Linked DNA regions of Homo sapiens: region 2 is linked to region 1. Evidence: read pairs that join two places in POLR2A ChIA-PET (ENCODE). Cell type or tissue: Panc1. All regions are shown on one strand. Each heading gives the region's core, and the rest is flanking DNA. Links, peaks and the distances in the headings are about the cores only.

The links. ChIA-PET counts read pairs that join two places held together with the same protein. Peaks named below come from ENCODE experiments on the same cell type or tissue, not always from the same donor. Only the 100,000 strongest peaks of a DNase experiment are listed, where the experiment ranks them.
Region 2: POLR2A ChIA-PET joins it to region 1 with 13 read pairs; 2 of 35 experiments call an interaction of 5 or more read pairs at or near these places.

The regions. Positions count from the first base shown.
Region 1 is chr7:92,553,870-92,556,789 of GRCh38, forward strand. No RefSeq gene overlaps it. Among named protein-coding and RNA genes, the nearest start is that of RBM48, 27 kb to the left of the region's middle. In Panc1, for the core only: no CTCF peak of the experiment used is centred there; no DNase peak of the experiment used is centred there.
Region 2 is chr7:92,767,771-92,770,690 of GRCh38, forward strand. The region is part of intron 3 of CDK6 (cyclin dependent kinase 6); the gene reads right to left. Among named protein-coding and RNA genes, the nearest start is that of CDK6-AS1, 67 kb to the right of the region's middle. RefSeq lists an enhancer at 771-1,310. In Panc1, for the core only: no CTCF peak of the experiment used is centred there; no DNase peak of the experiment used is centred there; H3K27ac peaks cover 1,360 bases.

The DNA.
Region 1 (2,920 bases), core at 183-2,682:
CAGGACTGAGAACCAACAGGTGAGACTTCGTGGGCTGGGGATACAAGACTTAATAAGCCCCTGGGTTCCACTTCCATTTCTTATCCTAAATAACTGAGAGACTTACACAAGTCATACAGCTTCTTTATGCCTCACTGCCCTCACCTATAACACTTAGGTTTTGTCCTGGATGATCTCTAAGATTCCTTCAGTCTCTAAAAGCATAAAGTGGCACCGGGCACGCTGGCTCACGCCTGTAATCCCAGCACTTTGGGAGACTGAGGCGGGCAGATCACCTGAGGTCAAGAGTTTGAGACCAGCCTGACCAACATGGAGAAACCCCATCTCTACTAAAAATACAAAATTAGCTGGGTGTGGTGGCACATGCCTGTAATCCCAGCTACTCGGGAGGGTGAGGCAGAAGAATCGCTTGAACCTGGAAGGCGGAGGTTGCGGCGAGCCAAGATCGTATTATTGCACTCCAGCCCGGGCAACAAGAGTGAAACTCTGTCTCAAAAAAAAAAAAAAAAAAAGGATTACACTATATGATTTTTTTTTTTTTTTTTTTTTTTTTTTTTTTTTTTTTTTTTTTTTTTAGCACAGGATCTTTCTCTGTCACCCAGGCTGGAGTGCAGTAATGTGAATGATAGTTCACTGCAGCCCTGAACTCCCGGGCTCAAGAGATCCTCCTGCCTCAGCCTCTTGAGTAGCTGGGACTACAGGTGCACACCACCATGTCTGGCTAATTTTAATTTTAAAAAGTTTATTTCAATAGTTTTTGGGGTACATGTGGTTTTTGGCTACATGAATAAGTTCTTCAGTGGTGATTTCTGATATTTTGGTGCATTCATCACCTGAGCAGGGTACATGGTGCCCAGTATGTAGTCTTTTATCCCTCACCCTCCTCCCACCCTTCCCACAGAGTCCCTAAAGTCCATTGTATCATTCTTATGTCTTTGCATCCTCATAGCTTAGCTCCCACTTATGAGAACATGTGATATTTGGTTTTCCATTCCTGAGTTGCTTCATTTAGAATAATGGCCTCCAGCTCCACCCAAGTTGCTCCATCTAAAGGCCATTAACTTTCAAATTTTTAGTAGAGATGAAGTCTCACTATGTTGGCCAGGCTGGTCTACAACTCCTGGGCTCATGCAGTCCTCCTGCCTTGGCCTCTGAAAGTGCTGGGATTACAGGTGTGAGCCACTGTGCCCAGCCTGGCAGTAGATTCTTTTTTTTTTTTTTCCTTTGAGATGGAGTCTTGTTCTGTTACCCAGGCTGGAGGGCAGTGGCATGATCTCAGCTCACTGCAACCTCTGCCTCCTGGGTTCAAGTGATTCTACTACCTCAGCCTCCCGAGTAGCTGGGATTACAGGTGCCCACCACCATGCCTGGCTAATTTTTATATTTTTAGTAGAGATAGGACTTCACCATGTTGGCCAGGCTGGTCTCGAACTCCTGGCCTCATGTAATCCGCCTGCCTCAGCCTCCCAAAGGGTTAGGAGTACAGGCGTGAGCCACTGTGCCTGGCCGCCTGGCAGTAGGTTATTGAAACTACCTTATTAATGGTGAATCCTGATGAGGCAGTTTGTATTTTCCTAAAGATGATTATATCAATGTATCCCATTGAACATGCTCTTCTTACAATGTGACTTTGGTACTCCTCTCTTAGAGAGATGGGGTCTATGTCTTCTCCCCTTAAAACTAGGGGGCTTTTTGTGACTGTTTTAACCAATAGAATATAGTGAAAATGAGGCTCTGTGATTTACAAGACTAGGTCATAAAATGGACGCAGCTGCTCTGAGGACAAAAACTTGGAAAGTCTTTTCTTGTTTGGAATATGAAGAAAAAGGAAGCTCAGGTGTAGATGCATTATATAGAGTATAGTGTATTAATGCTTGCCTGAAAGAGATCCTGCTCCACTCTGGTAGAAAGTTATTATCTGAGTGGAAAATGTTAGCACCAATAGTGGTGTGAAAATGGAAGCCCGAGAAAAGAGAGGTTGGAAGAATAAGAGTCAGGAGCTTCTCTGAGAGTCAAATGTTGACAAGTCATCCAACAAAGCAATCAAAGATTTTAGATACAATCTGCAGCAAATAATAAGGTAACTTTTCCTGAATTTTATCAGTGTGTCTCATGTTTCATTATATCTAAAGACCTTGCACAAGAAACCATTGTAAGGACAGGCATGGTGGTTCATGCCTGTAATCCCAGCACTTCTAAAGGCAGAGTTGGGCAGATTGCTTGAGCTCAGGAATTTGAGACCAGCCTGGGCAATATAATGAAATCCCATCTCTACAAAAAATACAAAAATTAGCTGAGTGTGGTGGCACATGTCTGTAGGCCCAAGCTACTTGGGAGGCTGAGGTGAAATGATGGCTTGAGTTAGGGAGGTCGAGGCTGCAGTGTGATGTGTTTGTACCACTACTACAGTCCAGCCTGGGTGACAAAGTGAGACTCTGTCTCAAAAAGAAAAGGAGAAAAGAAACCATTGTAAATGATATTTGAGAAACAATGGGTCAATAATGAGGATGGTGTTGAGATAATAGAAATTGACCCATTTTAGTTTGGAATAATTTTAAATTTACATAAGAGATGCAACGGTATTACAAAGAGTTCCTATATACTTTTCACCCAGTTTCTCCCTAATGCTAATGTCTTACATAGCCATGGTACATTTGTCAAAGCTAATGTATTAACATTAGTACATTAAACTATAGACTTTAATTGGATTTCCACAGTTTTTACACTAACATCCTTTTTTTGATCCCAGAATTCAGTCCAGGATACCATATTTGGTTGTCATGCCTCCTCCAACCTGTGATAGCTTTCAATCTTTCCTTGCCTATCATGAACCTGACAGTTTTGGATTTATTTTGTAGAATGGAATGGTCATCATTTTGTTTTTTTAAATTATTTTTTTCTTTTTATTTTTTAAGAGATG
Region 2 (2,920 bases), core at 198-2,697, 210 kb after region 1:
AGTGGGGAGGGGCAGTAAAGTTGTGGTTTCTGTGGAGAAAATATTTCTTTGGAGTCAAAAGACTATATTAAAAGCTCGTCTTCCACAGAATATAGGTCACATTCCTGGTAAAAGTTTGGATGCCTGTTTTTTAAAAAAAACAGAATGTCTCTAAACACCATAGTTAATATACTATAAGTGATATACTTTGAATAAGGCATAATAAGGGTCTACAATGTGCATAAATCAACTAGGTAAAACATTATAATAACCAATACTGTAAAAAGCTACATTAATGGAGAAGGGCAGAAGAACTAAAAATGAAAGAATCTTGGGACTCAGGTTGGAGAGAGCCTAAGGCCAGGGTAAGCTGGGGCAGAGTTCTGGAGAGACAAGGGATGCTGAAGGTGGGAGGCTGATAGCGGTGGTGGGAGTTTGTAGAGGGGTAAACAGTGAAAACAAAGGATATAGAAAACACAGGGTCTTGAGTGCCAAAAAGAAAATAAACTGGGAAACCACGTTCGCAAGTTAAAAGCCTTGAAAGATCTACTATACTGTGAGGAGTGAACTATTTTAAGTCAAATTGCTGTAGGTTAAGGCCCATCTTACAGTAAAAGATGGCATCACTGATCTATGAGGTCTTTTAAACCAGAACTATGTTATTCCAACATTCGACTTTGCTTCTTTAAAGAGACTTTATTGAACAGTCCTCTCAGGTGTCTTTCACAAATGTACTTTCTTTTTAAAATTATTTCCTGTTACTATGAAAAGTAGTTTGCATCAAATACCAGGAGAGATGTGTGTGTGTTTTTAAAAACATGGTCTATTCAATTAGTGCAGCTATGATATTAGATTGAAAAAAATTTCCTTCCAAGATCTTTATCATTATGGTAGAGTATTTGTTCTTTGAATTTCTTGCCTTGTTTTTGGGATCACCTTATTATGCAACATCTGCTCTGAATTTCAAATGTGATAAACAGAGTATGAGTGTCGGTGGCAGATGGCTAATGACCAGCAGCGACAGGGCATTCAAGCCTGCCTTGTTTTCTGGGAAGCGATATTTTCATGTTAATTTGCTCTGTGTCCTGCAAAGATGAGACAAATCACCTGCTCGTAATTCAGGCAAAATGGAGACCACCAGGAGCTGAGAGGGGCCATGGCTTGATTCCTTTAGGAGTGAGAAGAGAAGAAGATCTGAGAGGCTTTCCTCATCTGCAGTACAGGGACCAGTCAGTCACTTTGCATTATGTCAAACTGAGAAAGATGAATCAGCCCTGGGCATCCCATACTGACATCAGAGCCACTGTTTACTGCAAGCAGATATTATTCATGAAAACAGACATTTCCCAGAGGCAAAAAACAGGTGCTATTAACAGTGTGTGTCAGTTTCTGAAGTCTGGGTTTTGTAAAATAAACCTAATAGTGTGTTTTATCTCTTACTAAAAATATTACAACCAATAGAAAACTCTAAGAAACATTCAATTGAAGATAAAATGAAATCTAATTCACAGAGAAAACGACCCACACAGACATGAACCTGGAGCTTTTCTGGCCCTCTCAAGCTCTATAGAATTCATTTATCATAAAGATACATAAATAAAAAAAATTTTATTCCAAGATTGAATCATCAAAAGAGGCCATATGGTCTTGAGCTCAAAGAACCCTGTCCTATTTTAGAGGCTGCTGTTCTTTTGTGTGACCTTTCAGTGCCTCAAACTTGTGAAACTATATTGACAATTGCATCAAACATTTTTTTTTATCAAACATGTTTCATGCACAGAATGTCCACAGAATAATTTTAGGTTTTCAAAGAGTTTATAAAATAGTTGAGAAGCCAGGTCATATCCTAGGAAAGATTAATGTATTATACAGACAAGACTAAATACCAAATGAATGATTTAGTAAAAGAGGGCATTACATTTGGAAAAGCCTGTACAGGAGAATATTTTACATAAGAGTCTCTCTCCATCTGTATCTTGCAGTGTACAGTTCTTATTCTGGGTGGCAGTTACAAATTACTAAGAAAAATGGTGAGCAAATTTCTTTACAGTTCTTTCTGACCCTCTCTCATAGGATGGCAGATGAAAGCATGAAAGAGAAAAATAAAAATCTGAGAGCTGTTTTTTTTTCTCATAAAGCTCCATAAATGGAAGGTGCTATATAAGCATAGATACTCTGAATTTATCACGTACTCTAAAAGAAAAAATAACACAATCATTAAGGTGTCAATTATTGCCTCATAAATCTCAGCATGGAAACCCAGGAAGGCAATATTAAATCTCAAATGAGCCAATAAAAATTTAATAAAGATGGCACTGAACTCCTCCACAAGTAAACAGACCCAAAGATAATATCCTGAATTAGAAAGAGGAAAGCCAGATATGTCAACAATAAGTCTATGAGGGAAAATTAGAATATCTGTTGACTTCACAGGACAGCAGCCAACAGGCTGCTTTATGCAAATGTCATTGTCAACCAAGAATGGATGCACCTAAAGGACATCAAGAAAAGAGGTTAAATAATGTGATGAAAACCCCAAGATGAAGTATGAATGTGATTTCTATGTATGCTTTTTTTTTTTTTTTTTTTTTTTAGAATAAGGTATATTTAATGATGTTGGAAAGAATCACCTATGATTTTATTTTATTCTCATGAACTTCTCAATGAAAATTTTCAGTTCAGGCCTATACTCTTAATGTACTTTATTAAAGTCCCACATGAGCACCGTGCAATAATTAGAGTTTCCCCAATAAGTTTACCCAACTATCAACCTTTATTAGTACTTATGGCTTATGGTGTGGTTTAATGTCTTTTTTATTTTTCGAAAACAAATGGCACTTAAGTGCACTTCAAAAACTGTTAGGTGATATAAGTAAGCTAGAAAAGTAAGATCATCATGGGCTCTTTTCTAACAAACGTGTTGATGAAATGATAAGCAAAA